Linked DNA regions of Homo sapiens: region 2 is linked to region 1. A link is a loop called in an ENCODE intact Hi-C map of the cell type or tissue named here. Cell type or tissue: HCT116. All regions are shown on one strand. Links, peaks and the distances in the headings refer to the core of each region. The heading gives the core; the rest is flanking DNA.

The links. A loop is a pair of places that touch in the nucleus more often than their neighbours do. Peaks named below come from ENCODE experiments on the same cell type or tissue, not always from the same donor. Only the 100,000 strongest peaks of a DNase experiment are listed, where the experiment ranks them.
Region 2: a loop joins it to region 1, with 2.2 times the contacts of the local background. A loop is called at or near these places in 4 of 110 quality-filtered maps.

What each region holds. Positions count from the first base shown.
Region 1 is chr5:150,884,148-150,900,970 of GRCh38, forward strand. ZNF300 (zinc finger protein 300) reads right to left here. Exons shown (of 6, transcript NM_052860.4): 4 at 14,281-14,407; 5 at 13,915-14,037; 6 at 10,252-12,826. The coding sequence ends at 11,277. It also overlaps a transcript of IRGM not described here. Among named protein-coding and RNA genes, the nearest start is that of ZNF300, 12 kb to the right of the region's middle. In HCT116, for the core only: no CTCF peak of the experiment used is centred there; no DNase peak of the experiment used is centred there.
Region 2 is chr5:150,954,480-150,971,302 of GRCh38, forward strand. It overlaps LOC124901114 (a long non-coding RNA gene), which reads left to right and starts at 8,409. Exons shown (of 3, transcript XR_007059001.1): 1 at 8,409-8,525; 2 at 9,467-9,748; 3 at 16,552-16,823. In HCT116, for the core only: no CTCF peak of the experiment used is centred there; a DNase peak (open chromatin) is centred at 6,522.

The sequences.
Region 1 (16,823 bases), core at 7,272-9,771:
ATTATCATATCAATAGATTCAGAAAAAGCATTTGATAAAATTAAATATTTTTCATAAGGAAAAATATACTTTATACTTTATATTTATACTTTATACTTATATTTATACTTTTCTATGGCGGCATAGTATTCCATGGTGTATATGTACCACATTTTCTTTATCCAATCTGTCATTGCTGAGCATTTAGGTTGATTCCATGTCTTTGCTATTGTGAGTAGAGTTGCAGTGAATATTTGAATGCATATGTCTTCACAGTAGAATGATTTATATTCCTCTGGGTATATACCCAGTAATGGGATTGCTGATTTGAATGGTAGTTTTGCTTTTAGCTCTTTGAAGAATCACCATACTGCTTTCCACAATAGTTGAACTAATTTACACTTTCACCAACCGTGTATAAATGTTCTTTCTTCTCCACAACCTTGCCAGCATTTGTAATTTTTTGGCTTTTTAGTAATAGCCATTTTAACTGGTATGAGATGTTATCTCATTGTGGTTTTGATTTACACTTCTCTAATGATCAGTGATATTTAGCTTTTTAAAATATGATTGTTGGCCACATGTATGTCTTATTTTGAAGTGTCCATTCATGTCATTTGTCCACTTTTTAAATGGGGTTGTTTTTCTCTTGTAAATTTGTTTAAGTTCCTTATAGATGTTGGATATTAGACCTTTGTCAGACTCATAGTTTGCAAATATTTTCTCCACCCTGTAGGTTATCTATTTACTCTGTTGATGGTTTCTTTTGCTGTGCAGAAACTCTGTAGTTTAATTAGATCCCATTTGTCAACTGTCACGTTTGTCATGATTGCTTTTGGTGTTTTTGTCATTAAATCTTTGCCCATTCCTATATCCAGGATGGTATTGCCTAGGTTGTCTTCCAGAATGTTTATAGTTTTGGGTTTAACATTTCAGTCTTTAATCCATCTTGGTTAATTTTTGTATATGGTGTAAGAAAGGGGTTCAGCTTCAATCTTCTTTATATGGATAGCCAGTTTATTAACCCAGCACCATTTATTGAATAGGGAGTCTTTTTCCCATTGCTTTTGTCAGCTTTGTTGAAGATCAGATGGTCCCAGGTGTGCAGCCTTATTTTGGAGCTCTCTATCCTGTTCCATTGGTCTATGTGCCTGTTTTTGTACTAGTACCAAGCCATTTTGGTTACTGCAGCACTGTAGTATAGTTTGAAGTTGGGTAACATAATGCCTCCAGCTTTGTTCTTTTTGTGTAGGATTGCCTTGGCTACTTGAGATCTTTTTGTCTTCCATATGAATTTTAAAATTGATTTTTAAAAATAGTTCTCTGAAGAATATCCTTGGTAATTAGGTAGGAATAGCATTGAATCGGTTATTTGGTTTGGGAAGTACGCCCATTTTAATGATATTATTTTTATCCATGAGCATGGGATGTTTTTCCATTTGCTTGCATCTTCTCTGATTTCTTTGAGCATTGTTTTGTAATTCTTATTGTAGAGATCATTCACCTCTCCGGTTAGCTGTATTCTTAGGTATTTTATTATTTTTATGGCAATTGTGAAAGGGATTGCCTTCCTGATTTGGCTCTTGGCTTGGCTGTTGTTGGTGTATAGGAATGCTGCTGATTTTTGTAAACTGATTTTGCATCCTGAAACTTGCTAAAGTTGTTCATTAGCTAAAGAAGCTTTTGAGCTGAGACTATGGGGTTTTTTAGATATAGAACCGTGCTATCTGCAAACAGAGATCGTTTTACTTCTTCCCTTCCTCTTTGGATGCTCTTTATTTCTTTTACCTGATTGCTCTGGCTAGGGCTTCCAATATTATGTTGAAGAGTGGTGAGAGAGGGTATCCTGTCTTGTGCCAGTTTTCAAGGAAGATGTCTCCAGCTTTTGCCCATGCAGTATGATGTTGGCTGTTTGTCACAGATGGCTCTTAGTATTTTGAGGTATGTTTCTTCAATATCTATTTTATGGAGAGCTTTTAAGATGAAAGCATGTTGAATTTTATTGAAAGCATTTTCTTCATCTATTGAGATAATCATGTGGCTTTTGTCTTTAGTTCCGTTTATGTGATGAATCACATTTATTTATTTTCTTATGTTGAAGCAAACTCACATCCCAGGAATGAAGCCTACTTGATCGTGGTGTATTGCTTTTTGATGTGCTGCTGGATTTGGTTTGCAAATATTTTGTTGAGGATTTTTGCATCAATGTGTATCAATATTGGCCTAAAGTTTTCTTTTTTTGTTGTGTCCTTGCCAAGTTTTGGTATCAGAATTATGCTGTTTTTATAGAATGAATTGGGGAGGAGTCCCTCATCCTCAATTTTTTGGAATAGTTTCAGTAGGAATGGTACCAGCTTTTCATTGTACATACAGTAGAATTCACCTGTGAATCCATGAAGTCCTAGGCTTTTTTTGGTTGGTAGGCTACTTGTTACTGATTCAATTTCAGAGCTCATTATTGGTCTGTTCAGGAAATCAATTTTTTCCTGGTTCAATCTTGGGAGCATGTATACGTCTAGGAATTTACCCATCTCTTCTAGGATATTTTAGTTTGTGTGCATAGAGATGTTCAAAGTAGTTTCTGATGGTTATTCTTATTCCTATGGGGTTAGGGGTAACATTCTCCTCATCATTTCTAATTGTGTTTATTTTGATGTTTCCTCTTTTTTTCTTTATTAGTCTAGCTAGTGACCTATCTTTCTTTTCAATTTTTTCAAGAAAACCAACTACTGGATTTATTGACCTTTTGAATGATTTTTTTTGTGTCTTGATTTCCTTCAGTTCAGCTCTGATTTTGGTTATTTCTTGTCTTTTGATAGCTTTGGAGTGGATTTGTTCTTGCTTCTCTAATTTTTTCCATTGTGATGTTAGGTTGTTAATTTGAGATCTTTCTAATGTTTTGATGTGGGCATTTAGTGCTATGAATTCCCCTCTTAACACTGCACAAGAGTTCTGAATTAGGTTGAGCTGGCTGAAATGACAGAAATGCAATTCAGAATATGGACAGAAACAAAGATCATGAAGATTCAGGAGAACAACAAAACCCAATCCAAGACAACTAAGAATCAAAATAAAACAATACAGGAGTGGAAGGATGAAATAGCTGGTATAAAACAACTTAATGGATCTGACAGAGCTGAATAACACAATACAAGAATTTCACAATGCAATCACAAGTAATAACAACAGAATAGACCAAGTAGAGGAAAAAATCTCAGAACTTGAAGACTGGCTCTCTGAAATGAGACAATCAGACAACAATAAATAGGAAAGAATTAAAAGGAATGAACAAAACCTCCAAGAAGTATGGAGTTATGTAAAGTGTCTAAATCTATGAATCATTGGCATTCTTCAAAGGGAGGAAGCAAACAACTTGGAAAATGTATTTCAGGCTATCATCCATGAAAACTTCCCCAACCTTGCTAGTGAGGCCAACAATTAAATTCAGGAACTACAGAGAACTCCTGCAAGATTCTACAGAAGAAGATCATCACCAAGACCCATAATTGTCAGGTTTTTCAAGGTCAAAATGAAAAAAAAAAAAAAAAGACTGTTAAAGGCAGCTAGAGAGAAATGACAGGTCACCTGCAAAGAAAACTTCATCAGGCTAACAGTGGACCTCTCAGCTGAAACCTTACAAGCCAGGAAAGATTTAAACCTGCCTCACATGAGGTCTTGAAAGGAGTGCTAACTATAGAAAGGAAAGACTCCTACCAGCTAATACCAAAGCACTCTTAAATACAGAGACCAGTAACACTATAAACCAACCACACCAACAAGCCAGCATAATAACCAGCTAAGAGCACAATGACACACATCAACAATAACCTTGAATGTAAATGGGCTAAGTGCCTCCACTTAAAAGGCACTGAGTGGCCCGCTGGATAAAAAAGCAAGACCCAATGGTATGGTGTCTTCAAGAGCATATCACACATAATGACACCCATAGTCTCAAAAAAAAGGGATGGAGGGAAATTTACCAAGCAAATGAAAACCAGAAAAAAGCAGGGATTGCAATTCTGATTTCAGACAAGAAAAAACAAACAAACAAACGAAAAACAGACTTTAAACCAGCAAAGATTTAGAAAGACAAAGAAGGGCATTACATAATGGTAAAGGGTTCAATTCAACAAGAAGGTCTAACTATCCTAAATATAAATGCAGCCAACACAAAAAAAGCAAGTTCTTAGAGACCTACAAAGAGACACAGACTCCCACATAATAAAAGTGGGAGACTCTAACACTCCACTGATATTGTTAGATAGATCATTGAGGCAGAAAATTAACAAAGATATTTAGGACCCAAACTCAACATTGGACCAAATGGATCTGATAGAATGGATCTATAGAACTCTCCACCCAAAAATAACAGAATATACATTCTTCTCATTGCCACATGGTGCACACTCTAAAATTGGCCACATAATTTGACATAAAACAATCCTTGGCAAATGCAAAAGAACGAAAATTATACCAAACACACTCTCAGACCACAGAATAATAAAAATAGGAGTCAAGACTGAGAAAATCACTCAAAACCATGAAAATTAACATGGTTCTGAATGACTATGGGGTAAATAATGAAATTATGGCAGAAACCAAGAAGTTCTTTGAAACTAATGAAAACGAAGATACAACATACCAGAATCTCTGAGACACAGCTAAGGCAGTTCATTGAATTTTACACAAAAAATATTGGCTGATATTTTGATAGAGATTGTGTTAAATCTATGGACGAATTTGGGGAGAATTAATATCTTAACAACATTGAGCCTTCCAACCAATAAACTAGATCTATTTCTCTATTTTGGTCCTTCTAAATTTCTTTCAGCAATGTTCTATAATTGTCACATATTTTATTATGTCTATTCATGTTTCATATTTAAATGCTATTGCAAGTAGTATTGTTTTCAAATTTCAATTTCTGATTGTTTATTGTGGAGTTTTGTCTATTGACCTTGTATCCTAAGATCTTACTAATCTCAAATATTAGTTGTTAGTATTTTTTTTCAAGATTTAAAATTTTTTACATACATGACCGTATTAGTTCGTTTTCATGCTGCTGACAAAGACATACCCAAGACTCTGCTGTTTACAAAAGGAAGAGATTTAATGGACTCACAGTTCCACATGGCTGGGGAGGCCTCACAATCATGGCAGAAGGTGAAAAGCACATCTCACATGGTGCCAGACAAGAGAAGAGAACTTGTGCAGGGAAACTCCCCCTTTATAAAACCATCAAAGCTCATGAGACTTATTTACTATCACAAGAATAGCACAGGAATGACCTGCTCCCATAATTCAATTACCTCTCACCAGGTCCCTCCCACAACATGTGGGAATTGTGGGAGCTACAATTCACGATGAGATTTGGGTGGGGACACAGCCAAACCATATCAACTAGCATATCATCTGCAAATAGAGTTTTACTTCTTTTTTTCCAAACTGAATGCCATTTTTTGGCTATTGTACTGCCTTGGACCTCCAGTATATTGATCACTAGAAATGACAGAGAAGACATCCTTGCTTTGTTCTTTATTTTAAAAAAACACTCAGTCTTTCACTATATGATATTAACTGTAGGGTTTTCACTTCCTTTTTATCTATGAAGAAGTTCCTTTTTAGATGATTTTTGTCAAATACTTTTTTTCATCTTTTGAGATAATATGGTTTCCCTTTTTGTTTGCTAATGTGGTGACTTACATTGATTGATTTTCAAATGTTAATCTAACCTTGCATTTCTGAGAGAAAACCTACTTGGGTCTTGATGTATTATCCTTTTTATATAATGTGATATTATTGTTTAGACTTTTGCATCAATAGTTATGAGGGATATTGGTCTGTAGTTTTATTTTCTTATAATATCTTCTGGTTTTGTATCATGGTGATGCTGACCTAATATAATGAATTGGGAACTATCCCTTCCTCTTCAATTTTGTGGAAAAGCTTGTATAGAATTTGAATTGTTGCCTCTTTAAATATTGTTTGGTTTGAGACAGTTCACCAGTGAAGGTCTATGATCCTGAATTTGATAAGGTTTTACACTACAAGTTGAATTTTAAAAATTGATATAGGACTATTTATGTTAATATCTATTTCTTCTCGAGTAAGGTGTGGTAGTTTGTATCTTTCAAAGGATTTGTCCACTTCATCTGTTATCAAGTTTATTGGTATTAAGATGTTCATAATCTTCCCTTATTATTTTTTTGTATGTCTGTAAAGTCTGTAGTAATGTCACTTCTCTCATTTCTGATTTGAATAATTGTGTCCTCTCTTTTTTCCTGAGTCTGACATATCTATCTTCTCAAACAGTCAGCTTTTGATGTATTTTCTTTTTTTCTATTTAATTTATGCTTTGAACCAATCATTCTGCTGTTTATAATGCATTTCATTTTTTCCTACTCCTATCTTCTTAAGGTAGAAACTGATTCATTGAGACTTTTCTTCTTTTCTAATGCATTCCTTTAGCACTTTAAATTTCTCTTTAAGAACTACTTTACGGACATTTCACAAATGTTGATATAGTTGTGTTTTTATTTTCATTAAGTTCAAAATGCTTCATTTCCTTTTTGATTCATTCTTTGACTAATGGGTTATTTAGAAATGTGTTATTACTTTCCATATATTTGGTATTTTCCACATATTTTCATGTTATTTATTTCTAATGTAATTGATTTCTAATGAATTAAATTAGAATCACATGAGAATGAGTCACCTTACCTTTTAAATTTATTGCTCTGTCTTGGTAAATGCTTCACATGGACTTAAAAATGTGTATTGTACCATTTTGGGGTGGGATGTTCTACAAATGTCAACTAGGTCAAATTGGTTGATTTTGCTGTTCAAGTCTACCTACTATAACCTTACTAATTATCTTCTCATTCTCTCAATTAGTGAGAATGTATTGAAATTTCTAACTGTAATTGTGGATTTGTCTATTTTTCCTTTGAAGTTTTATCAGTTATTGCTTCATGTATGGTGAAGCTCTGCTATTAAGTGCATAAGTGTTTAGGATTATGTTCTCATGATAAACTGATTCCTTTATCACTATGAACTGGTCTTTTAAAAATCTCTTAGTTAGTATTTATCCTGAAATATATTTTATCTGATATTAACATAGGCCTTCCAGATTTCTTTTGTGTTATCATAGTATATCTTTTTTCCATTCTTTTACTTTGAATCCATTTATGTCTTTACATTTAAAGTGTGTTTCTTGTAGGCAGCATATAGTCTCTGCGTTTTTATCTAATATGACAATCTCTTCCCCTAATTGGTGTCTTTAGATCATTTATGTTTAATCTGAGTATATCATTAGATTAAGACTATCATTTTGTTTTCTATTTGTTCTGTTTTTTGTTCTTTTTCTACCTTGTTTTGGATTATTTGTTATGATTACTTCTCTTCTTTTTGGATTTAAGCTATAACTCTGTTTTGTTATTTTAGTGGTTTAGCATTTGTACTACACATTTTTAGCTTTTCCCAATCTACTGCCAAGTTATATTGTGCCACTTCATGTATAGTAAAAGAGACAATATGAACATGACCATGTTTTGCCAGCAGATGACCATGTAGCCATTCCAATGACAGGCACTGATTTTGGCCTATCTCTGGCAGCTGTAATTGTGTATGATATGGCACTTTTCAGGCAGCCACATCCATGAACACGCTGAGATTTTCCGTAGATGTGGAATTTCAAAGCAGTGTTAGACATTAAATCAAGCTTCCTGTTGGTCTTCTCAACAACAAAATCCAGGGCCAGGATCTTTTAATTTTTTGGCAAACTAGCAAAAAAAGAGTATCATCAACCAGAACACAACTCCCAAGGGACTAAATTTCTATACTTTCCAATCCTACAGGGTCAAAGCTCAGGGCATTCACTGAATATTTAGCATCAATCACATCCCCAATGTTCTGCAGATAAGAATCATCTTAACTCATTTAAAGATCCAACATGATTATCATAGGTCTGTATTCCCAATAAACTATCTCACTGTCAGGATGTATAAGTCATTTTTGAACACTAAAACATAAGGATTAAGATTAAATTTTTTATTAAATGGTGACATTAAGTGTTTTTATGGAGTTTTTTTTTTTCAATATTGAAGTTTGGCTAAATAATAGGAGCATCTGCATGCAAGCATCATGTATCATGAACCAATTCAGAAAACGGTGTGGAAGATTAACTGTGTTAATTACAGAAGGGAAAGGGAGGCAGGAGAGGCAGCATAACATAATTGTTAAGTGTGTAGACTCTAGAATCAGAATATCTGAGTTTTAATTAATCTCTCCAAATTATTTAGATATTTTGCAAAACCTGTTTATTAGGTCTAGTAAATATTTTGTGCAGTTTTGAGATCTTCTACATAGAAGGATATGTTGTCTACAAATAACAACACTTTTATCTCTTCCTTTCCAGGTTGCAAGCCCACTCCCTACTTTGCTTTTCTTATTGCACTGGCTAAATTCACCAGTGTAATGTTAACTAGAAAGAGTCAAGTAAATATTCTTGCCTTTTTCCAGCCATTAAATATGATGTTTACTGTAGGTTTTTTATCTATGCCCTTTAACTATTTGAGGAGGCTGCCCTTTATTCCCAGTTTACTTAAAGGTTTATTATTTTTTCAATCTACAATACATTTTTTTGAGACAGGGTCTCATTCTGTCACCCAGGCTGGAGTGCAGTGGTGCAATCACTGCAGCCTTGAGCTCCTGGGGTCAAGGTGTCCTCCCACCTTGTCCTCTTAAAGTATGGGGATTACGGACATGAGCCACAATTTTCTTGTTTTGTTGTTCCTATTTTGTGTGTTTTCCTATTTCTTCATCTTCTTTTATTTTTATCATGTCCTTTTTATTTTTTTGGAGTTAGATCACAGCGTTTTTTTATTCTAACCTATTGAGACTGTTGCTTAGGTATTTTCAGGCTTTCTTTTTGCCTGATCTATACTTACTGCTATACATTGTCCTCTATTATAGGTTTAGGCAGAGTAAATTTTGTGAATGGTATGCAGTAAATTTGTTTTTTCTTTGTTTTACCCATTTGGATAACTGAGCCAGAGGCATTACTGAAAAGGTGAGTTTCCTCCCATTGTTCTAGAATGCCAACTTTGTCATAATTCAAGTGTCTACAGGTAATTATCAGTTTTCAGATTCTCTTTTACCATTGATCTACATGATTACTCGTGTAACACCACATTGCCTTAATTACCACTGTTTTATAAGAAGTCTAATAAGTTATCCAAATTTGTTCTTCAAAAGTGTCTTAGCTACTCTTGCCTTGGGGCATTTCTGTATATCATTTTAGAACCAAATTATAAGATTTTTATAAAAAAGGTTGTTGAGGTGTTGATATAAGGTTCATTGACTACTGTGAAAAACTGATGTAATTTTGTTGAGGAGTGAAGAATATGACTAATCACACGTATTAGATACACTGTCAGGGCAACCATAGGATGCACAGATTAAAAAATATATAAAGAACAGACCATCAGAGTAAGCCTGATAAAAGAATTATGCAAAACAAGACATCAGAGTAAGCTCAATGTAACTATTGATGAAAACTAGGTATCTGCCATTTACCAACAGAGGGGAAGCTTAGTTCCACACAACTGTAGCTTCAGTTCCATATAAATAGAGCTAAAAATCCACTAGTTTTATAGCCATGTGCTAGCTACCCAAATGCTACATAGTATTTTTATTTCTGTTATTCAACAATAAAATTAGCAGATCCATTTTATGAATGGGTTTGCTCTTTTGGATTTCTCTTTTCCCACCCCAACAATATATAAATCACCTGGGATGTGGGGGGAGTGATATCTTTAACATTGAGTTCCCACATCCCTGTCCAGTGAATGGCATCTTTAATTCTCAGTTCCCACATCCCTGTCCAGTGTGCCCTCTACTCTACAGTTGTTCTCAACTAGAGGAGCCCCATGTTTTCACAACAGACAGTTTAGCCAAGCAGGAAGGGGATCAAGTGGATAGGAAATCAAGCAGGAAATATGTGCAGATGCTGTGTTTATCACACAGGTATTCTCATCCTTGCCAAGTATGCTCTCCTGCAGGTCACTTCCAGCAAGGGTGCTCATCTAAAAATGCTTATGGGGGAATGGATGGAATGACAGATAGTAGGTGTTATCTTAGAGGCCTCCAGTTCTCAAGGCTATACAGGCATTACTTCTCACACCAAGAGTTTTCCCCTGTAAGTTTTCAGGGCAAACAGTTGGGGCTTCAGGGAAAGGATCACAAAGAAGTGAAGAGACATTAGGCAGGGTCTTTATGTGCAATCACCACGGTTTATGTAAGTATATGAAAATAAATCCAAGTATTAAAAAACACAACCTTAACATAGCAAAAATAAGGCCACCAGGATCAGAAGACAGTAAAATGAGCCACTTATAGGGATAGGCAATCAAAAGCAGAGTGTCCAGAGGGAAAAGCAAGCTCAGACGTGGTTTTTACACATTAGTCTTAACATCTAATGCTTCAAGATAGAGAGTAAAGATTTAAAAAGTACTAATATTAACTGAAAATGAGCTCTGCATTGTATTTGTACTTACTGATAAAAAATACTCAGCTAGGAGAAGTATGTTTGCCTAAAGTCACACAATCTGTGAGGCACTGAGCCAGGATTAAACCCAAGGCCATCTGGCCTCAGTGCCAATGTTTTTCAGCTCCAAGTTCCCAGTTGGGAAGAGTAAAAGGGAGACCTGCTCAAAATGCATCAATCTCAAGGTCCTTCCAGAGATGCAGGTCAACTTATATGCTTGAGATGGGAAAATGCATACAGATCAACTTTACTGAATCTGATCAACCTATCATTCCATTTTTTGTACAAGAACTTTACATGTAGCTTTAGGGGTCATGCTCAAGCCCCTTCTTAAAATAGTGTATAGGTTTTATTTTATTGTTTACTTAAGCTTTCTTCCACGTCTTTTATAGAAAAATTAGTTTATGGCCATAATTATGACAAGCTAATATTAGCAGTTTCACAATGGCTGATTATCATTTTGTAGTATAAGGAATATGCAACTTGACAATATTCTGTATGCTTAACTTGCTGTGCTGATCACTGAGTTCATAACTTTAAAAGCTTTACATGCCATATTAAAAATGTTCTTCATTTATATAACTATTTTCCATCATCTTTGCTGGAAAAGTTAGGCATCACCAAACTAGAAACAAATTCCCTTAAAAATTTTTATCTATTGGGATGTTGTCCCCAAGCTTATCAAATTAATTGGGTTTCTAGTAATTATTAAGGCTTGAGCTAATACTAAGGCTTTTCTGTGGCCAGTTCATTATGATTTTACCACTGTGTGAATTCTCTGGTGTACAGTTAGTTGTGACTTCTGGATGAAGGCCTTCCCACATATAGCACATTGATAGGGTCTTTCCCCAGTATGAATCCTCTGATGTAAAACAAGGTCTGACTTCTGAGAAAAGGCCTTTCCACATTCAGCACATATGTAAGGTTTCTCTCCTGTATGAATTCGCTGGTGTCCCGGAAGGTGGGACTTCTGAGAGAAGGCTTTCCCACATTCAGTACATATATAAGGTTTTTCTCCTGTGTGAATTCTCTGATGTCCAATGAGATGTGACTTCTGGCAGAAGGCTTTGCCACATTCACTACATTTATAGGGTTTTTCTCCAGTATGTGTTCTCTGATGTATGATGAGCTGTGACTTGCGGGAGAATGTCTTTCCACATTCAGTACATTCATAAGGTTTTTCCCCAGTATGAACTAACTGATGTGTAATGAGTTCTGTCTTCCTGCTGAAGGCTTCCTCACATTGAGCACATTTGTAGGGTTTCTCACCAGTGTGAATTCTTTTATGTATAATGAGGTGGGACTTCTCACAGAAGGCTTTCCCACATTCGGTACACTCATACGGCTTCTCTCCAGTATGAGCTCTGTGGTGTATAATCAGCTGTGACTTCTGGGAAAAGGCCTTCCCACACTCTCTACATTCATAGGGTTTTTCCCCAGTATGTATTCTCTGATGTATAATGAGGGGTGATTTCTGGGAGAAGGCTTTCCCGCATTCACTACATTCATAGGGTTTTTCCCCAGTGTGAACTCTCTGATGTATAATAAGGGACGATTTCTGAGAGAAGGCTTTTCCACATTCAGAACAATCATAAGGTTTCTCCCCAGTATGAGTTCTCTGATGTACAACAAGATGAAACTTCTCACTGAAGGCTTTTCCGCATGCACCACAATCATATGGTTTCTTTCCAGTATGAATTCTTTGATGTACAATGAGTTGTGACTTCTTAGCAAAGGCTTTTCCACATGTAACACATACACAGCTTTTCTCTTTAGTTTCCACATTCTGATATTGAATAAGGGATTGTGTATTTCTAAAAACGTTTCCACACTGATTATCATCAAAAGGTATTACTCCATTGTGAATCTTCTCAAGATTAGAATTGGGCTCACTCTGGCTAGATGATTTTCCACCTCCAAAACTCTGATCAGGTTTTTTTCTTGAATTGCTCTTATAACAACTCGGTAGGTCAATATTTGGTTTTAAGTTCTTTTTAAAAGCATCATATTTATGGAATCTCTGTATTGATATATCTGTTTCTATGCACTCTTGAAATATTTTCCCCAGTGGATTATATTTATGCCCTGATGCCTCAGTCACTGTTTTGCTGTTAACAAATGTGACCTGCCTGAAGAGTTTGTCTTGATTCTCTAGAAATCTCTGCAGCTGACCATCACCTTGACAGACTTTTAAAATGGAGCACAATGAACCATCCCTTGTGACTCCTTTCAGTATCTTATGATGGAAGGAAACTGTCCCCAAAATACATGACTGGGAGTTGTGAAGGTTACTCTTCCTGTCTAAAAGAAGAAAAGATACAATTTAAGAGTCATCACAAGAGTCAATTAAGAGGGTAAAGAAGTAGAACAAATGGATGATCCAACATAGTAGATGAACTCACAAAAAAAGGATGGAAACAGGTCATCTCAGAAGACAGTACAGCATATAGTGTTATCAGGTGAATAGACAGACAAGAATGTTAAACAGAAATATTCATGTAAAAACTAAACTTAAAAGAGATGAAAAAGTGGGGTCTCATCACTAATTTTTGATTATTCTTCTAGAATATTTCACTTCTGCTTTCTGAATAGAAACCCCTTTTCACCTTTTAATTTCATTTATATTATAAATCATGTGCTACACATTCTTATTATCCTACCATCACTCTAAAAAACAAGGTATCTTCTGTATGCAAAATACTTTAACTCTCCTCCATCTATTTTCCTAACAACTAACAAATAATAGAAAAATCCAATATCCTGCTACAGATTCAGTATCAGAGTCAAACTGAGAATACAGACGTAAATTCCACTACTCCCAATAAACTACTTTCTATACATGTCAAGTAAAACTAGTAAAGTTCTCCCAGAAAAGCTGTATCTTCCTGACCCTAAGGTTTTGTTCATATACTCTCTCTCCAACACTGCTTGCCTTCACCCTCCTCCTTCAGCCTCATCAGCATTTATGTCATTCAGAGCAGTTACAGTTGCATGCTCTGAAAAATGTTTCTCAAATACGCTCACATCTCTTTAGACTCTTAATTTTCTCTGAACTTCTAAAACAGTAACTGTATTTGACATTTAATTTAATACAGTCATTTATCTGGGAATATTGCCTTTTAAAGCACAGCTTGTGTTCTTGAAAGGAATTTGCCTTCTATTGCCTTTAAAACCCTTTCAGGAAAGACAACAAATATAAACATATATATATACACACAAGAGACAGGATCAACAACAAATAGAACTCCTCTGAAAGGCTTCACAATTACTTGTTGAGTGACTACTAAATTCTCAGCATAGAAGCAAAGAATAGGAGATTTTGATAAGGATAGAAACATAAACCTCAGGCACCAATCAATTAAAAAAACATAAATTGATATTTCACTTCCCTTGTCTCCCATCTGCCTGATATTCATCTGGATAGATCCAATTTGATATGTCTCCCTTTATGATCCATGGCTCTTCTCCTTGTTCCAACTTGGAGATGACATCTGGTTTGGAAACTGGATACCCTATTAAACAGAAATCACAGAGAATTGAGATTGACTGCACTGAAGGAAAAAGAGAAGGTGCAGTTTCAGATGGTCTACAATAAAGCTGTCCAGTTAGCCCTCAACAAAGGCATAACCTCCATTTGCAAAGGTATGAAGGTCATAAAAGTCATGACATATGTCAGGAACAATCTAATCACAGCAACTAGTAAGGAAAGGCACTTGATTGGACAACTCTGAGTTATTCAGGGAAGCCATCCTTACCCATTGAGACCAGGTGGCTGTAGTTCTCCAGCATCACATCCCTGTACAGGGTCCTCTGAGAAGGGTCAAGTTGCTGCCACTCCTCCTGGGTGAAATCCACAGCCACATCCTTGAATGATACTAACCCCTGTAATAGTAAATTCCTGTTCAATCTGAAATGATCATTCTCATAATTTCTGCTATAATGTGCACAACTACATCCACACCTAGTTTTGTATAATAGTTTTTGGGAAAAACAAAATAAAATCCTGTTTTTAGCAAGCAGAGCCAGGCATATGAGGAGAAAAAAAGAGGTAAACCATAAAATGCCTACCTAATACATATAGTAATTTCATACATTTTAAAGGCAGCATCCAAATAACTGGGAGGAAGATGGATTATTGGATGAATCGTTTTGAAACAATGAATAGTAAAGAGGAAAAGAATAATGCTGAAGAAATATTATGGGTTGAGTTGTATCTCCTGAATATTTATATGTTGAAGTCCTAACCCCCAGTACCTCAAAATGTGATATGACTTGGAAACAGGGTCATTGCAGATATACCTAGCCATATGAGGTATTTAGGGTGAAACTGAATCCAATATGATCTGTGTCCTCATCCAAAGGGGGAAATTTGAACACAAAGACATGCATAGAGGGAAGATAATGCAAAGAGAAAAAAGAAGATAGTTATAAAGAAGCCAAGGAGAGAGGCATGAAACAAATACATCCCTCACAGTCCTGAAGAACAACCTTGATTTTGGACTTCTAGCCTCCAGAACTATGAGACTAAATTTCTATTGTTTAAGCCACCCAGTTTGTGGTACTTTGTCACAGCAATCCTAGCAAACCAATACACTATATAATACCTGGGAAAAAGAATAGATTCTGATGGAATAAAAATTTAAACTCTAAAAAGTACTAAAGGCCATAAAAGTAACAAAATAAGACACAGGAGAATTTTAATTAATGATTATAGAGCAGAAATGCCCTTTGTAAGTACATTTTTTTTTAAAAAAAGAAAAGCTACATTTAGAGAATCATAGAATGTCAGAGCTCTAGAAGATCATTAATCTAATCTCTTTATTTCATAGGAAAATGATCTTAGCTTCCCCCAAATGTAATAGCTTTCTTATATACATACAATAGTTAGTAATAGAATGAATATACCAATTACAGTAGCAACAAAAAATAAGGAATCCCAAATGATAAACTCAACAAAAATGTACAGAAAACATTAATGAAGAAACCACAACAAATTAGTGACATAACATCAAAAATGAATTTGGGTAAGAGTAGAGTTATAAAATGTTTCTGGAGGGAACATTGACTATTTTAATTATGTCACCATTATCCTCACAATAGTTGTTAACTAATAGCAGAAACTAATCTAATAGTGATCTGTATTATTTTAAATAAATTGTTCAGACTTTTTCCCCAAATATTCCATAATTACCAAACACCACTTTCAGAATGAAAATGATTATTTCAAATGTCAACATTGCCTGCTTAAAAGCCTCCTTTGTTTTCTTCTTTGCTAACACAGTCTCATCTCAGTCATCTCAAATCTCAAGCTTTCTCTCATCCCACACCAATTCCATATTCACTCTGTCAAGCTGCCAAACAGTTAGTTGTCCATAACAATCCTGTTAATTTTCCTATTGTACATATAAGAAAACTGAGGATTACAGTGGTTAAGTAAATACTTGCCAAAGATGATTACATACTAAATATATGATTGATGAACTCTCTTATCTGCAAGATTTATTCTCAATAGTCTAGGTTCTTGACTACTGCAGTCCAAACTGCCTCCCTGATACTGTAAACATCATGATCTTTTATATTTTATCACTTCAATACCAACCTTAGTCGACCTTTCCATGAAGCACTCTCCATTTTAGTTTCAAAATTCTCAGCCTTCCTAAAATCACTCTGCCCTTTCTACTTTTACAAATGCTGCTTCCTGTCCTCAGCCTACTTCCCTCATGAGCCAAAGTTCAATAATCATTTAAGCCTATTACCTACTTCCTTAGAAATCTGGTTGTTCCCCCCTCTCTGCTATAACAGTACCTGCTCCCATGTCTGCTACAGAACTTTTATGTGTTAATGTTAGTTTCTACATCTCTTTACATCTCTGCCGATGTGTTAATGTTGGTTTCTACATCTCTTTTTTCTCTGCAGTCCTTCCAGAAGAAAACTATACGTAAATCTGCTCAGGATATTCAACAGCTAGCCAGTGCATATGACATATACTGGGTACTTAAGAAACGTTTGTTAAATGAATCATGATTATAAAGAAAAAATAAATTAAAACTTATGTTTAGTTAAACACTGTTTTGTGTATTAGTCTAATTTGTTTTATCTGAAGAAAAGTAACATAAGAAAGATAATAAATGTGGAATACAGAGGAAATCCATTCTGAGAGGTAAATTCATAGATGTTATCATTCTAACATTCTGATTTTGCTTTATTAATGATACCCAAATGCTTCAAAATAATAAGTAGGTATAAATTTCTTAATTTTGAGGAAAATATAGTACATAATCAGTGAAAAATTATACTT
Region 2 (16,823 bases), core at 5,469-7,968, 69 kb after region 1:
AATTTTTTTAAGAAGTAAAAATTAAAAAGCATTTCTCTATCTTCACCCTCAATCCCAAGATTCTCCTCAAATTAACATTGTTTCCACATTTTTCTATATAATTTTCCAGAAAACATATCCCTTATAGAATGGACCATTCTATAATTCTGTTCTGTAGCTTACTATTTCATGTATCTCAAAGAGCATTGCATGGCACCATTTATGGATTCACGTCATTTTTAATGCCTCATAGCATCCTATTATATACATGTATCTAACAAGTCTCCTAACAATTAATTTTGAGATTTTTTTCTTTTTTTAAATAAACTGCTGTGAAAAAAACATATTATTTTGGGGTATTTTAGAAAGTATATTCATAGAAAAAATTTCTAACAGTGAAATTATTTGATCAAAGAGTTTCTACTTTTCACTGTAACAGGAAAAAAATGAAAATAATTTCCCTACTACTGTACTAAAACTACTAAACTCCCACTGTACTAAAACCTGTATTAAGTTTTGGTCCTTTCTACTTAAATGAATTTTTCTCACATTTTTGGCGTAAATGTGAGAATGAACAAATGGCTTTCTTTCTCATTCTTTCCAATAATTTTACCTATTATTTCATTTTCTGTTTTTTTTTTTCCCTTTGGTTATAATTTCAGCACATGCTGAATTGTAGCAGTGACAATGACAATATTTGTCTTGTTCATGGCTTTAAAGGACCAATGAACATGGTTCTAATAATTCTTCGTTTAGTCTAACATTTACTGTAGATTTCTGGCCAACCTGGTGCTGGGCAGACCTGGAACCTGAGTCTGCAGGGGGCAGCCTAGAGCCTGGGGCTGCAGGGCCTGTCTTGGTTCTGGGGTGAGCTTCAAGCCTGGGGCCAGGGGAGCCCGCCTAGCGTCTGGGGCCAAAGGCCTAGACTGGAGCCTAGAGCTGGCCTGGCAGCAGGATTCACTGGGACTGGCCTGGTGCTGGGGTCCATGGCAAAGTTGGGTGCTCACTTCTCTCTCCTTCCCCCACAAAGAGGGTATCTCTCTCCTCACTGCCTTGCCTTGTGGGAGGGGTGACTTGAGTAATGTAAACCTCTCCTTCCTACACTCTTCAAGGCATCTTTTCTTATTCTGTGCTACACCCAGGTGCTGTCATCCTTAGCTCTTATGAAGACATTTTCATGAATAAAAAGTTGTTCAAATTGATGTTTCTGCAAGGGGACAAGCACTGGAAAATCCTACACCACCATCTTGCTAACATCACACCTGGCATGACAGTTCTTTTCTTTCGGCACTTGAAAAATACTGTGCTACTTCCTGTTGGCCTCCATGGTTTCTGAGGAGATATCAACTCTCATTCGAATTCTATTTCTCCTATACGGAATGCATTGTTTCTCTCTGGCAGTTTTCATTATTTTTACTTTCTCTTTGGTTTTTAGAAATGTGACTACAATGTTTCCTGGCATGGATTTCTTTTCATTTTATCTTGTTTGGGATTCACTCAGCTTCTTGAATTTCTAAATTTGGGGCGGGGGTTGGCCAAATTTGGGAAATTTTCAGTCATTATTATTTTGAATAATTCTTTAGCCTCATCCTCATTCTTCTCTCCTTCATGAATGCCAAAGACATGAATGTAAGATCTTTCGATATAGTTCCACATTTCCATGAGGCACTGTTCTATTTTCTTTTCTTCTATTTTCTCTCTATTGTTCAGATTGCATAATTTCCACTGTTCTTTCACTTAGTAATACTATTCTCTGTCCCCTCTCCTGCCATTCTGCTATTGAGTCCATTCACAGAGTTTTAAAATTTTAGTTATTGTATGTTCCCATTCTAAAATTTCCATTTTGTTTTTCTTTATATCTTCTGTTTATTTGCTGAGATGTTCTGTTTTTCATTTGTAATTGTTCATTGAGGCATTTTTACAAAGGCTGCTTAACAATCTTTGTCAGATAATTTTAATATCTCTGTCATCTTGATTGGCAGCTAATGATTGTCTTTTTTCCTTCAGTGTAATATCTTCCTGGCTTTTTATGAATGTTTTTTAAATTGAAACCTGGACATTTTGTGTATTATATTATGAGACCTAGATCTTAATTAATCCTTCTGTGGTAGCTGGCTTCCTGTGACAGCACTCCAGCAGAGGAAGTGAGGGTGACACCACATTGTTACTTTCAGGTATAGGTAGGAGTCCAGTTTACCACTCAGCCTCCATTGATGCCCAAGGTGAGGAAGGCTCCGCACTTCTTGGGGAATGGGAGTTTCAGCTCCCCACAAGTTCTCCACCGGCTGGGAGGGGGAGGAGTACTGTGTTACTGCCTCCACTCCATGTGGCCTGTGCTGGTGTTGTCAGGGGAGGAGCCTCATTACTGGTAGGAAGTGGTGAAAGTCCTGACTCTCCATTACCCCAGTATTCTCTGACACTACCCCAGTGGGAAAGGAGTGGGGCATTACTACAGGATGGTTGAGAAAGTCTAAGGTCTTCACTTGGTCTTCAGTGACATCATGGATGAAGAAGGGTTCTTTACCACCCAATAGGGATGAAACTCCTGGCTCCATACTCAGCCTTCTCCATTACAACTTGGCAAGAGTGGGAGGCTAGGCTCCCCAGTCTTTTTTTTTTTTTTTTTTTTTTTTTTTTGTAGAGATGGAGTCTTGGTCTGTCGCCCAGGCTGGAGTGCAGTGGCACAATCTTGGCTCATTGCAACCTCCGCCTCCCGGGTTCAAGGGTCCAAGCAATTCTCCTGCCTCAGCCTCCCGAGCAGCTGGGACTATAGGCGCACGCTACCACGACTAACTAATTTCTTTTGTATTTTAATAGAGACGGGGTTTCACCGTGTTACCCAGGCTGGTCTCAACCTCCTGAACTCAGGCAGTGCGTCCACCTCAGCCTCCCAAAGTGTTAGGATTACAGGTGTGAGCCACTGCACCCGGCCCCCACTCAGTCTTTTAGACATGGGTGAGTGTTTTTGTCTGCTCAGGCTACCATAACAAAATACGACAGACTGGGCAGCTTAAACAACAGAAATTAATTTTCTCTCAGTACTGCAGACAGGCAGTTCAAGATCAATGATGTGCCAGCAGTGTTGGTTTCTTTGCGTCCTCACATGACAGAGAGAGTGAGCTCACTGGTTTCTCTTATTACCTCATTTATTGTCAATTATCTCCTAAAGGCCCTGTCTCCAAATACAGTCACATTGCAGGTGTGAAAGGGAAATAAATCTTGGGGCCCCAAAATCACCAAGCTAAAGGGAAAAGTCATGCTAGACACTGCTTAGGGCAAACCTGCCTCCCATTCTATTCAAAGTCATCCCTCTGATCACTGAGATAAATGGCTATCTGACTGCATTTATCTCTGATAATGCATAATCCCTGATCTCCCAAAATTTCATCAAGATCTAAAGTTTATTTTGCTGTACAACTTCTTTTTTTGAAGTTTTACTTGCTACCAACACAAGGAAGGCAAGTTTTCCCACTTCCATGATTTTGGAAGGCAGGTAACTCCTTATGGAGTTTAAGCTGACTTCTAACAGGGAAGACAAGTTTCGTTTTTTTTCTGCTCCTAGGATGGTAGAGAGCAGTCTTCCATCTGAGACCCATCCCTAGGTAAGTAAATGAACTGGGGTTTGTCTTGGCTGAAGTTAAGATTAACAACCAGCTGGTCTTAATTTCTTCTTACCGTTAGAGCACTCAATAATCATATTAAGTTGTGTGATTGTTTTGCTTAGCTTTTTTTTGTTGTTTGTTTCTGTTTTTGTTGTTGTTTCAGTCTTTTTCCCATTGAGTTTGACCAACTGTATCTGACATGATCAAATCCAAAGGAAAGTTCCAAATTATGGGGTACAAAGCCTCTAAAGTGGCTAAATTCCCACAAAAAAGGGCTTTATTTACATAACAAGGCCACTTTTTTGCTAGCCGGGAGAAACCAAAAAAGCAATGGCTGTCTCCCAGGCTACAGTTCCATAGCTAAGATTATGCCGTGTTTTTTCACCAGCCTGGGTTTGGTTCCTAAGTCAAGCTCTGGTTTGATACCTGGTACTTCTGAAGTAGCATCAATTTGTCCTAGCTGAAATATGGTAATGAGATTTAAGAATATTTTTTAAAGGAGCTCAGTGGTTAAAAGTCAGCTTAATTAAAAGCTAACATCCAAGATGTGTGTGTATGTGTGAGTGTGTGTGTGTGCGTCTTCGTATTTAAAAGGCCTTCATATTTTTGTTTTTGTTTTTCCTCTCCTAGGACCTTGTCTTTGTTGAGCAAAAGTTTTTTCTTCTCATTTGACTGAATTATGTTTTCTTTATTTACTTCTGCTGTCTCTCCTTTCTCTTGCACCCTCTGCTGCATGAGGAACCTAAAATAGTTTATAATAGCCTGGGATTCCTTAAAGCAAATGGAGAAGGTACCAGACTTCCTTTTGGGGAGAAATATTTGTTTTTCCTTATGGAACCCCAAGAGTGTAAACAGACAAGTTCATCTCAGCCTTTTTGTTTGTTTGTTTTTTTGTTTTTGTTTAGAGGAAGGCTCACTCTTGTCACCCAGGCTGGAGTGCAATGGCATGATCTTGGCTCACTGCAAACTCTGCCTCCCAGATTCAAGTGATTCTCCTGCCTCAGCCTCCTGAGTAGCTGGGATTACAGGCGCCTGCCACCAAGCCTGGCTAATTTTTGTATTTTTAGTAGAGACAGGGTTTTACCATGTTGACCAGGCTGGTCTGGAACTCCTGACATCAGGTGATCCACGCCCCCCTTGGCCTCCCAAAGTGCTGGGATTACAGGCATGAGCCACCACATCCGGCCTGTCTCAGCTCTTAAACTGGTTGCTTTTGTATTGTGTTACCTAATTTTTTGACTAAAATAGTTATTGCAACAGAGGCTACTCGGGTTTTTAAGGAAGAGTGTAGTTTAGACACTTAGAAATGTTTTTGTTTAAAAAAAAATTTAAGTGCACTGTAAAAGCATCACGTGGTCTAGCTTCATAATAATTCTCCCTTTTTGAAAACCCAGGATTCAGTGTGGGCTCTGCCCAGAGATTAGAGATCCCAGTTAAAAGATAGGTAGTCCCCATCTAAATAAAATTGGTCTCCTTATAGAATCCTATGATTGATTTCTATAACTTAATGTTTGATTTGGCATACATCTTTAATCTCCCTCTAGTACCACCAGACTTTTTCTCTCTGTACCTTGAGATGTAGATTTTGCTATCTGATTTTTCACCTAAAGGTAGTTTCTTTCAATATGCAGATTTAGGGTTATTTATCTGACAACTTCCAGAGTAATGAAACAGGTTATCAAGAGTTTGCAAGTCTACGGGTAAAAAAAAGGAGGACTGATGAATCTATAAGTTGTACTTCTATCAGTATGCCTAATACGTCTATGTATTTATGTGTTGTGTACATAGTTTTACTATTAAAAATACATAAAAGAGCTCCAATTAGCTTAAAGAAAAATAAAAATGCTTAAATCAAATACTTTATCAGAAGAAGGAAAGACTAGTCAAATGCTTTTTCAAGTTTATGTAACTTAAGGAAAATATTTAATAAATAAGCTAGCTTTAAAATTATTGGTAAAGTAATATGAGAAATGTCTTAAGAATTGCCTGTATAGATTTTTTTGTTTGCATTCATTGATCAAGCAATTTCATACTTATCCCTGCCAAATACTACAAAGTGTCAAAATTTGGCATAGGGGTTACAAAACTATACACCTAGCTCAAAACAGAATGATATTTGCTTGGGTAATTTTTAATAAATAAGACATTGATATTGGTTTAATGAATATAGCTAAATCTTAAATTATTTAGTAAAATAACCACAACTTCTAAGCTTGAGGCTTTAGGCAGTCTAGTCCCCAGGCAGGAAGGGGGTTTATTTTGGGAAAGGACTGTTATCATCTTTGTTTCAAAGCTAAACTGTAAACTAAGTTCCTCTCAAAGTTGGTTTGGCATACACCCAGGAATGAACAAGGACAGCTTGGAGGTTAGAAGCAAGATGGAGTCAGTTAGGTCAGATCTTTTTCACTGTCTCAGTTATGATTTTGCAATGGTGGTTTCAAAATGATGATGACTTAAATGATGACTATAGCAGTTTTCATAAATAATCAAGGTAAACAATTAAAATAATTAGGTAAATGTAATGGGATAAATACTTGTAGACAAACTTGTCATAATTTAGAATCTAAAGTTTTATTAAATTAATAGATATTTCATTATTTGAGTATTTTCAATAAAAATATATTGTAGGGAAACATTATTTTTTTAAAATATGTGTCATTTTAAAAAAGATGAATAATTTTTATCTAATTCAAAGTTTATTTAAAGGTTATATGTAAAACAAGGCAAAAAGAACCAGGAGATAAGAGAGATGTGAAGAAAGTTGTAGAAATAAAAAAGTATTTTTTGGTAAGAAAGTTTAAAGAAAAATAATTTTATATGAGAAAGAATCTTGTATAGGAAATTCTGTCCTAGAATAAAATGACTGGTTGTTCAAGAAAGAGGGATGTTCAGGGCAAACCAGAAAGTCCAAGCATGTAATAAATGGTTTGTGTAAGTCATAATAAGAGGATTTATTTTTAAAAACTTTTATATGATCAAGTTGTCTGTAATTAAACGGACATTATAATGGTCTTTCTAGAAATTGAGTTTTAATTAGAAAAACACATACACTAAAGAATGGGTTCAAACTATGAAATTTTCTTAAGGTATTGCTTTACTCTTAATAAGTTACAAGACATTATAATTAATTTTATGCAAAGTTCAAGTTTTACTGCATCTCACTGTTTTCAGCTTTCTCTCCCCTCTTAAAAGGCCTGAAATAATAACTCTATCCTTCAACTCATTTTCAGATCCTGTAAGTTTTTTTCTTCAGGTTCTAACTTGGGCCTGACACTTAAAAAAAAAAGTTTTATATTAAAGGTCTAAAGGAAATGTTTCCTTCTAACATAATATTCCCCATAGGAAACAGCAGTCACACTGCAGTAGTTCTTTTCTCTTGCCTTGAGTGACTGGCCTAATAAACAGATCTTAGTCTTTATCTAAATAATTTCTGTATCATTACTACTAAGTTGGGTTTGCTTAGAAAAAAACTGAGATTAAAAAAATTTAAATTAAAGTTATTATATTCCTGGAACTTTCTATATGTCCATTAAAGTCCTATGCCATTAAGTTAAAGGGCTTTGACACCTGGGTCTAAAAGGTCACCAAGTCCTGCTAAATCTTAATACTGACAGCAGTTAAAGCCTCATCTTCAGACCCCATAGAAGATGCCAATCAAAGTACACTGTGTTCATGAGACACACAGCCAGAAATTAAAGCTATTCAACTCCTCAAGGCCCAGAGACTGTCACGGAAGAGGTGGGCAGGTGAGATTGTAAGGGCTGATTTTGAGAGATAAAATAACTTCAGTTTCTATATAAATTAACCATTAATATCAAAGGCACACTGATGCAAGACTGGAATATTTGCCCCTGTGTCTGATGAACAAGGTTTTCTTGACGCATTAACCAATTCCTTAATAAAGGTTATAAAGGTTTAAAAGGCTTATGGAAATTATATCTTATGGCCGAGATGATTAAAATTCTATAGATCATTTATAAAATTTTGAAAAAAATTTAATTGGCTCCATGCTGTCTTAATTAGGGCTTTTTTTTTTGGAAAATTATGTCTCCTCTCTCGAACAATGAAGGCTTTTTGCCTTTTTTGAAATCCTTGAGTTATCACTTTGGTTAAATAAATGACTTATTTTACAATGACCTGTGATCCTATTTTGTGATATCAAGTGTTTTAAACATTTGATATTTGACAAACTTCCCAAATCAAATTATAAATCATGTGTTTTTCTGATACAATTAATCCTTTAAGATATTAGGTTCTGTAAAGTCCAAAAATTACATATTTGGCTTATTTAGTATCAAAATCATACAGGAAGCATTGTCACATATGAAATGGTATTTGGCTTTCTTTCGGCTGTATTTGTATACATACATTATATATTTATAAAATTTCTATACAATTATAGGAAACTCTTATAATTCTGATATGACTTTTAGTGTATGTTATCAGATATAATTATAATTGTCATGTTAAATTACTTTTTGCCACAGAGGTAACAGATTTCCTTGTCAATTGTTTCTTTGACTATGGCTGCCTAAAACTTTTTGTCATCCATGAACAATTGTTGTCTTGTTTTGGTCCTCTTTAGAAGATGGTTTTATAATCAGCTATAAAACTCTAACAGGTGTTCTTGAATGCAGGGTTCTGATAACTTTGGAGATTGTGACATGAGAATAGAGGAAAACCTTTCAGGACTCATGGAGAGCTGAAATGTTCATGAATATCAAGCAGAACAGGAATTAACTCTATAGACTGAACTAATAGAAGACTGAAGTAATCTTTTTTACTTTTTGCCTAAAATGTTGCTGATCCTTTGTTTTGTTTTTTCAGAGTCAAGGAAACTTTTTTTAAGCTATTGACAGCTTTTAACAACTTAGTATACTCCTAAGAACAAAATGTGGAGCATATTTCTCTTTACATGATTTCTCCAGAATTTGGAAACTATTTGTGAGTATTGTTAACTTACAGCAATTTAGTTATTTGCATAAGCACAATAAGAATGCTGTCTTTTGCAACAGGACACCATTGGAGAAACTGTTTATTTTACCAAGGCTTTGACTGGAATGGTGTGCTTTCATTTAAGGACTCAAACTTGATTTATAGAGCCAATAAAAGCCCCTTGAGAAAACTAGCCTCATACTTGTCTACACAGTCCCTCTACAGGGTTCCTGATCTGTGGTAAGTAAAGAATGTCACTTTCTGACAGGCTCAGGAGCCCCAAGTTATCATGAGACCTAAAAAGGAGAGGAATTTACCCAACTCATAGGTATTTGATGGTACAAATCCATGGCTGGGCTCAGCTTTAAAAAAGTGTTATCTGAGATTCCTTCTATGGAACAAAGTTCCATCAAAGGTAATTTTAAAAGCCTATGTGAAAAATAATTATTCTTGCTACACTTTATACAAATATTCTGGCCAAGTATAATAAGGCAAATTCGTCCTACCATGATTTGTCTTTAGAAAAAATGGGAAACTAGAGATAGAAAAATTATGTTTCAAGAGTTATAGTGCACCAGTTGTTAGATTCTGGTCTTGCCTAATGTTTTTCGATTTTTATTATTTTCTACAATGTAGACTGAATTCTAATTTTTCCTGGCAATAAGTCTCCAAAATAATGTTTTCAATTATTTCTCCTTCTTTGTTTTCTTCTTACATTTTTTCTAATTTAAAATCACTGAAAACTAAGCCATGTTTTCTTAAAGCCCTGTGAACTGAAACTAGACAACTTATATGTCAGAAGAAAATAACAGCAACCTATTTACATACATAAGACACTTTTATACCTGCCTACAATATTACTTGAGTAATATTGCCTATATTGATTTTCCAGAAGTGTTCTTTTTCTGTTGTTATTTTTCTCCCTTCCTCCACCTATTTTATCTTCATAGGGCATGAGACTTCACAAAGTGCTAAAATTGAGCTTTCCTAATAATGTGGGACCTACTCATCTAGGAATAAACCATCCTAGCCATGAGAGATGAGACAAAACCTGAAACCAGAGACTCATTTTCTTCTAAAATGCTTTCTCCAAAAGATTTTCAAAAGAAAAGTGGGAAGGTGAAAAGAAAATAAATTGGCGGTTCCAAAATGGCCAAATAGGAACAGCGCCAGTCTACAGCTCCCAGCTTGAGCGACGCAGAAGACGGGTGATTTCTGCATTTCAAACTGAGGTATTGGGTTCATCTCACTGGGGATTGTCAGACAGTGGGTGCAGGACAGTGGGTGCAGCACACTGAGCATGAGCCGAAGCAGGGCGAGGCATCACCTCACCCGGGAAGTGCAAGGGGTCAGGGAATTCCCTTTCCTAGCCAAGGGAAGGGAGGACAAACAGCAACTGGAAAATCGGGTCACTCCCACCCTAATACTGTGCTTTTCCGACAGTCTTAGCAAATGGCACACCAGGAGATTATATCCTGCGCATGGCTTGGAGGGTCCTACGCACATGGAGCCTCGCTCATTGCTAGCACAGCAGTCTGAGATCGAACTGCAATGCAGCAGTGAGCCTGGGGGAGGGGTGCCCGCCATTGCTGAGGCTTGAGTAGGTAAACAAAGTGGCCAGGAAGCTCGAACTGGGAGGTGCCCACCGCAGCTCAAAGAGGCCTGCCTGCCTCTGTAGACTCCACCTCTGGGGGCAGGGCACAGTCGAACAAAAGGCAGCAGAAACCTCTGCAGACTTAAGTGTCCCTGGCTGACAGCTTGGAAGAGAGTAGTGGTTCTCCCAGCATGGAGCTTGAGATCTGAGAACAGACAGACTGCCTCAAGTGGGTCCCTGACCCCCAAGTAGCCTAACTGGGAGGCACCCCCCAGTAGGGGCAGACTGACACCTCACACGGCCGGGTACCTCTCTGAGACAAAACTTCCAGAGGAACGATCAGGCAGCAGCATTTGCTTTTCACCAGTATCTGCTGTTCTGCAGCCTCCACTGCTGATACCCAGGCAAACAGGATTTGGAGTGGACCTCCAGCAAACTCCAACAGACCTGCAGCTGAGGGTCCTGACTGTTAGAAGGAAAACTAACAAACAGAAAGGACATCCACACCAAAACCCCATCTGTACATCACCATCATCAAAGACCAAAGGTAGGTAAAACCACAAAGATGGGGAAAAAACAGAGCAGAAAAACTGAATATTCTAAAAATCAGAGTGCCTCTCCTCCTCCAAAGGAACACAGCTCCTCACCCGCAATGGAACAAAGCTGGATGGAGAATGACTTTGACAAGTTGAGAGAAGAAGTCTACAGATGGTCAAACTTCTCCAAGCTAAAGGAGGAAGTTCAAACCCAATGCAAAGAAGTTAAAACCCTTGAAAAAAGATTAGATGAATGGCTAACTAGAATAACCAATGCAGAGAAGTCCTTAAAGGACCTGATGGAGCTGAAAACCATGGCACAAGAACTATGTGATGAATGCACAAGCTTGAGTAGCTGATTTGATCAACTGGAAGAAAGGGTATCAGTGATGGAAGATCAAATGAATGAAATGAAGTAAGAAGAGAAGTTTAAAGAAAAAATAATACAAAGAAATGAACAAAGCCTCCAAGAAATATAGGACTATGTGAAAATACCAAATCTACATCTGATTGGTGTACCTGAAAGTGATGGAGAGAATGGAACCAAGTTGGAAAACTCTCTGCAGGATATTATCCAGGAGAACATCCCCAACCTAGCAAGGCAGGCCAACATTCAAATTCAGGAAATACAGAGAATGCCACAAAGATACTCCTTGAGAAGAGTAACTCCAAGACACATAACTGTCAGATTCATCAAAGTTGAAATGAAAGAAAAAATGTTAAGGGCAGCCAGAGAGAAAGGTCGGGTTACCCACAAAGGGAAGCCCATCAGACTAACAGCTGATCTCTTGGCAGAAACTCTACAAGCCAGAAGAGAGTGGGGGCCAATTTTCAACATTCTTAAAGAAAAGATTTTTCAACCCAGAATTTCATATGCAGCCAAACTAAGCTTCATAAGTGAAGGAGAAATAAAATACTTTACAGACAAGCAAATGATGAGAGATTTTGTCACCACCAGGCCTGCCCTACAAGAGCTCCTGAAGGAAGCATTAAACATGGAAAGGAACAACCGGTACCAGCCACTGCAAAAACATGCCAAATTGTAAAGACCATTGAGGCTAGGAAGAAACTGCATCAACTAACGAGCAAAATAACCAGCTAACATCATAATGACAGGAACAAATTCACACATAACACTATTAACCTTAAATGTAAGTGGGCTAAATGCTCCAATTAAAAGACACGGACTGGCAAATTGGATAAAGAGTCAAGACCCATCAGTGTGCTGTATTCAGGAAACCCATCTCACGTGCAGAGACACACATAGGCTCAAAATAAAGGGATGGAGGAAGATCTACCAAGCAAATGGAAAATAAAAAGAGGTAAGGGTTGCAGTCCTAGTCTCTGATAAAACAGACTTTAAACCAACAAAGATCAAAAGAGACAAAGAAGGCCATTACATAATGGTAAAGGGATCAATTCAACAAGAAGAGCTAACTATCTTAAATATATATGCACCCAATACAGGAGCACCCAGATTCATAAAGGAAGTCCTTAGAGACCTACAAAGAGACTTAGACTCCCACACAAGAATAATGGGAGACTTTAACACCCCACTGTCAACATTAGACAGATCAAGGAGACAGAAAGTTAACAAGGATATCCAGGAATTGAACTCAGCTCTGCACCAAGCAGACCTAATAGACTTCTACAGAACTCTCCACCCCAAATCAACAGAATATGCATTCTTCTCAGCACCACACCACACTTACTCCAAAATTGACCAAAATAGTTGGAAGTAAAGCACTCCTCAGCAAATGTAAAAGAACAGAAATTATAACAAACTGTCTCTCAGACCACAGTGCAATCAAACTAGAACTCAGGATTAAGAAACTCACTCAAAACCTCTCAACTACATGGAAACTGAACAACCTGCTCCTGAATGACTACTGGGTACATAATGAAATGAAGGCAGAAATAAACATGTTCTTTGAAACCAACGAGAACAAAGACACAACATACCAGAATTTCTGGGACACATTCAAAGCAGTGTGTAGAGGGAAATTTATAGCACTAAATGCCCACAAGAGAAAGCAGGAAAGATCTAAAATTGACACCTTAACATCACAATTAAAAGAACTAGAGAAGAAAGAGCAAACACATTCAAAAGCTAGCAGAAGGCAAGAAATAACTAAGATCAGAGCAGAACTGAAGGAGATAGAGACACAAAAAACCCTTCAAAAAATCAATGAATCCAGGAGCTGGGTTTTTGAAAAGATCCAAAAAATTGATAGACTGCTAGCAAGACTAATAAAGAAGAAAAGAGAGAAGAATCAAATAGATGCAATAAAAAATGACAAAGGGGATATCACCACCGATCTCACAGAAATACATACTACCATCAGAGAATACTATAAACACCTCTACACAAATAAACTAGAAAATCTAGAAGAAATGGATAAATTCCTCGACACATACACTCTCCCAAGACTAAACCAGGAAGAAGTTGAATCTCTGAATAGACCAATAACAGGCTCTGAAATTGAGGCAATAATTAATAGCTTACCAATCAAAAAAAGTCCAGGACCAGATGGAATTATAGCCGAATTCTACCAAAGGTACAAGGAGGAGCTGGTACCATTCCTTCTGAAACTATTCCAATCAACAGAAAAAGAGGGAATCCTCCCTAACTCATTTTATGAGGCCAGCATCATCCTGATACCAAAGCCGGGCAGAGACACAACAAAAAAAGATAATTTCAGAACAATACCCCTGATGAACATTGATGCAAAAATCCTCAATAAAATACTGGCAAACCAAATCCAGCAGCACATCAAAAAGCTTATCCACCATGATCAAGTGGGCTTCATCCCTGGGATGCAAGGCTGGTTCAACATATGCAAATCAATAAATGTAATCCAGCATATAAACAGAACCAGCGACAAAAACCACATGATTGTCTCAATAGATGCAGAAAAGGCCTTTGACAAAATTCAACAGTCCTTCATGCTAAAAACTCTCAATAAATTTGGTATCGATGGGACGTATCTCAAAATAATGAGAGCTATTTATTACAAACCCACAGCCAATATCATACTGAATGGGCAAAAACTGGAAGCATTCCCTTTGAAAACTGGCACAAGACAGGGATGCCCTCTCTCACCACTCCTATTCAACATAGTGTTGGAAGTTCTGGCCAGGGCAATCAGGCAGGAGAAGGAAATAAAGGGTATTCAATTAGGAAAAGAGGAAGTCAAATTGTCCCTGTTTGCAGATGACATGATTGTATATCTAGAAAACCCCATCGTCTCAGCCCAAAATCTCCTTAAGCTGATAAGCAACTTCAGCAAAGTCTCAGGATACAAAATCAATGTGCAAAAATCACAAGCATTCTTATACACCAATAACAGACAAACAGAGAGCCAAATCATGAGTGAACTCCCATTCACAATTGCTCCAAAGAGAATAAAATACCTAGGAATCCAACTTACAAGGGATGTGAAGGACCTCTTCAAGGAGAACTACAAACCACTGCTCAATGAAATAAAAGAGGATATAAACAAATGGAAGAACATTCCATGCTCATGGATAGCAAGAATCAATATCGTGAAAATGGCCATACTGCCCAAGGTAATTGATAGATTCAGTGCCATCCCCATAAAGCTACCAATGACTTTCTTCACAGAATTGGAAAAAACTACTTTAAAGTTCATATGGAACCAAAAAAGAGCCCGCATTGCCAAGTCAATCCTAAGCCAGAAGAACAAAGCTGGAGGCATCACACTACCTGACTTCAAGCTATACTACAAGGCTACAGTAACCAAAACAGCATGGTACTGGTACCAAAACAGAGATATAGACCAATGGAACAGAACAGAGCCCTCAGAAATAACACCACACATCTACAATTATCTGATCTTTGACAAACTTGAAAAAAACAAGCAATGGGGAAAGGATTCCCTATTTAATAAATGGTGCTGGGAAAACTGGCTAGCCATATGTAGAAAACTGAAACAGGATCCCTTCCTTACACCTTATACAAAAATTAATTCAAGATGGATTAAAGACTTAAACGTTAGACCTAAAACCATAAAAACCCTAGAAGAAAACCTAGGCAATACCATTCAGGCCATAGGCATGGGCAAGAACTTCATGTCTAAAACACCAAAAGCAATGGCAACAAAAGCCAAAATTGACAAATGGGATCTAATTAAACTAAAGAGCTTCTGCACAGCAAAAGAAACTACCATCAGAGTGAACAGGCACCCTACAGAATGGGAGAAAATTTTTTCAATCTACTCATCTGACAAAGGGCTAATATCCAGAATGTACAAAGAACTCAGACAAATGTACAAGAAAAAAACAACCCCATCAACAAGTGGGTGAAGGTTATAAACAGACACTTCTCAAAAGAAGACATTTATGCAGCCAAAAAACACATGAAAAAATGCTCACCATCACTGGCCATCAGAGAAATGCAAATCAAAACCACAATGAGATACCATCTCACACCAGTTAGAATGGCGATCATTAAAAAGTCAGAAAACAACAGGTGCTGGAGAGGATGTGGAGAAATAGGAACAGTTTTACACTGTTGGTGGGACTGTAAAGTGGTTCAACCATTGTGGAAGACAGTGTGGTGATTCCTCAGGGATCTAGAACTAGAAATACCATTTGACCCAGCCATCCCATTACTGGGTATATACCCAAAGGATTATAAATCATGCTGCTATAAAGACACATGCACACATGTGTTTATTGCAGCACTATTCACAATAGCAAAGACCTGGAACCAACCCAAATGTCCAACAATGATAGACTGGATTAAGAAAATGTGGCACATATACACCATGGAATACTATGCAGCCACAAAAAGGGATGAGTTCATGTCCTTTGTAGGGACATGGATGAAGCTGGAAACCATCATTCTCAGCAAACTATCGCAAGGACAAAAAACCAAACATCACATGTTCTCACTCGTAGGTGGGAATTGAACAATGAGAACACTTGGACACAGGAAGGGGGACATCACACACTGGGGCCTGTTGTGGGGTGGGAGGAGGGGGGAGGGATAGCATTAGGAGATATACCTAATGTAAGTGACGAGTTAATGGGTGCAGCACACCAACGTGGCACATGTATACATATGTAACAAACCTGCACGTTGTGCACATGTACCCTAGAACTTAAAGTATAATAATAACAATAAATAAATAAATAAGTAATAATAATAAATAGATGAACTGAGAGTGGGGAAAAAAAAGGAAAATAAATTTTGGGGCCCCCAAATCTCTATGCTAAAGGGAAAAGTCAAGCTGGGAACTGCTTAGGGCAAACCTGCCTCCCATTCTATTCAAAGTCATCCCTTTGCTCACTGAGATAAATGCATATCTGATTGCCTCCTTTGGAGAGGCTAATCAGAAATTCAGAAGAATGCAACCATTTGTCTCTTACCTTCCTATGACCTGGAAACCCCCTCCCCACTTTGAGTTGTCCTGCGTTTGCTTCAAATTGTCCTGCCTCTGCAGACCAAGACAGTGTTCATCTTACATATATTGATTGATGTTTCATATCTCCCTAAAATGTATAAATTCAAGCTGTGCTTGGACAACCTTGGGCACATGTCATCAGGACCTCCTGAGGCTGTGTTATGGGCACGTATCTTTAACTTTGGCAAAATGAGCTTTCTAAATTGACTGAGATCTGTCTCAGATATTTGTGGTTCACAGGGTTAAGCCTTTAATATATGAATTTTGTGGGGGAGGGTACAATTTAATTCATAGAAGTCAGGATGAAGTTACAGATTTTTCCATGGTGTTTCACTGCAGTACAGCAGTTACTTTTTATGAATTTTTATAAGTTTTCTCTAGCTAAAGCAACCAGGCTTTTGAGGGGTGAGTTGGGGGTAGGACTCTTTAGTCTGTGTCAATTGATGTTTCTGTGTTACCATATTCTTCAATTCCAGGCCTGGGATATATAAGCCAAAAAGAAAACCCAGCAAACTCAGTGCATTGAATCCCAAAGTCCCTAACTAGTGTGCCTTCTCTTCACTTTTTGGAGTCTTCTTTTGTTTGTTTCATCTGTGAAACACAGGGGACATGGTGGTTAAAGGAGCTCCACAGACCTTCTCTCTCCAAAAAATTACCATAAATGATAAGTTGAAAAAAATATAAAAAACAAACAACAACTAAAAAAACATTTCAAAGCTCTGGAAATTGTCCTAAGGATCACTGGAAG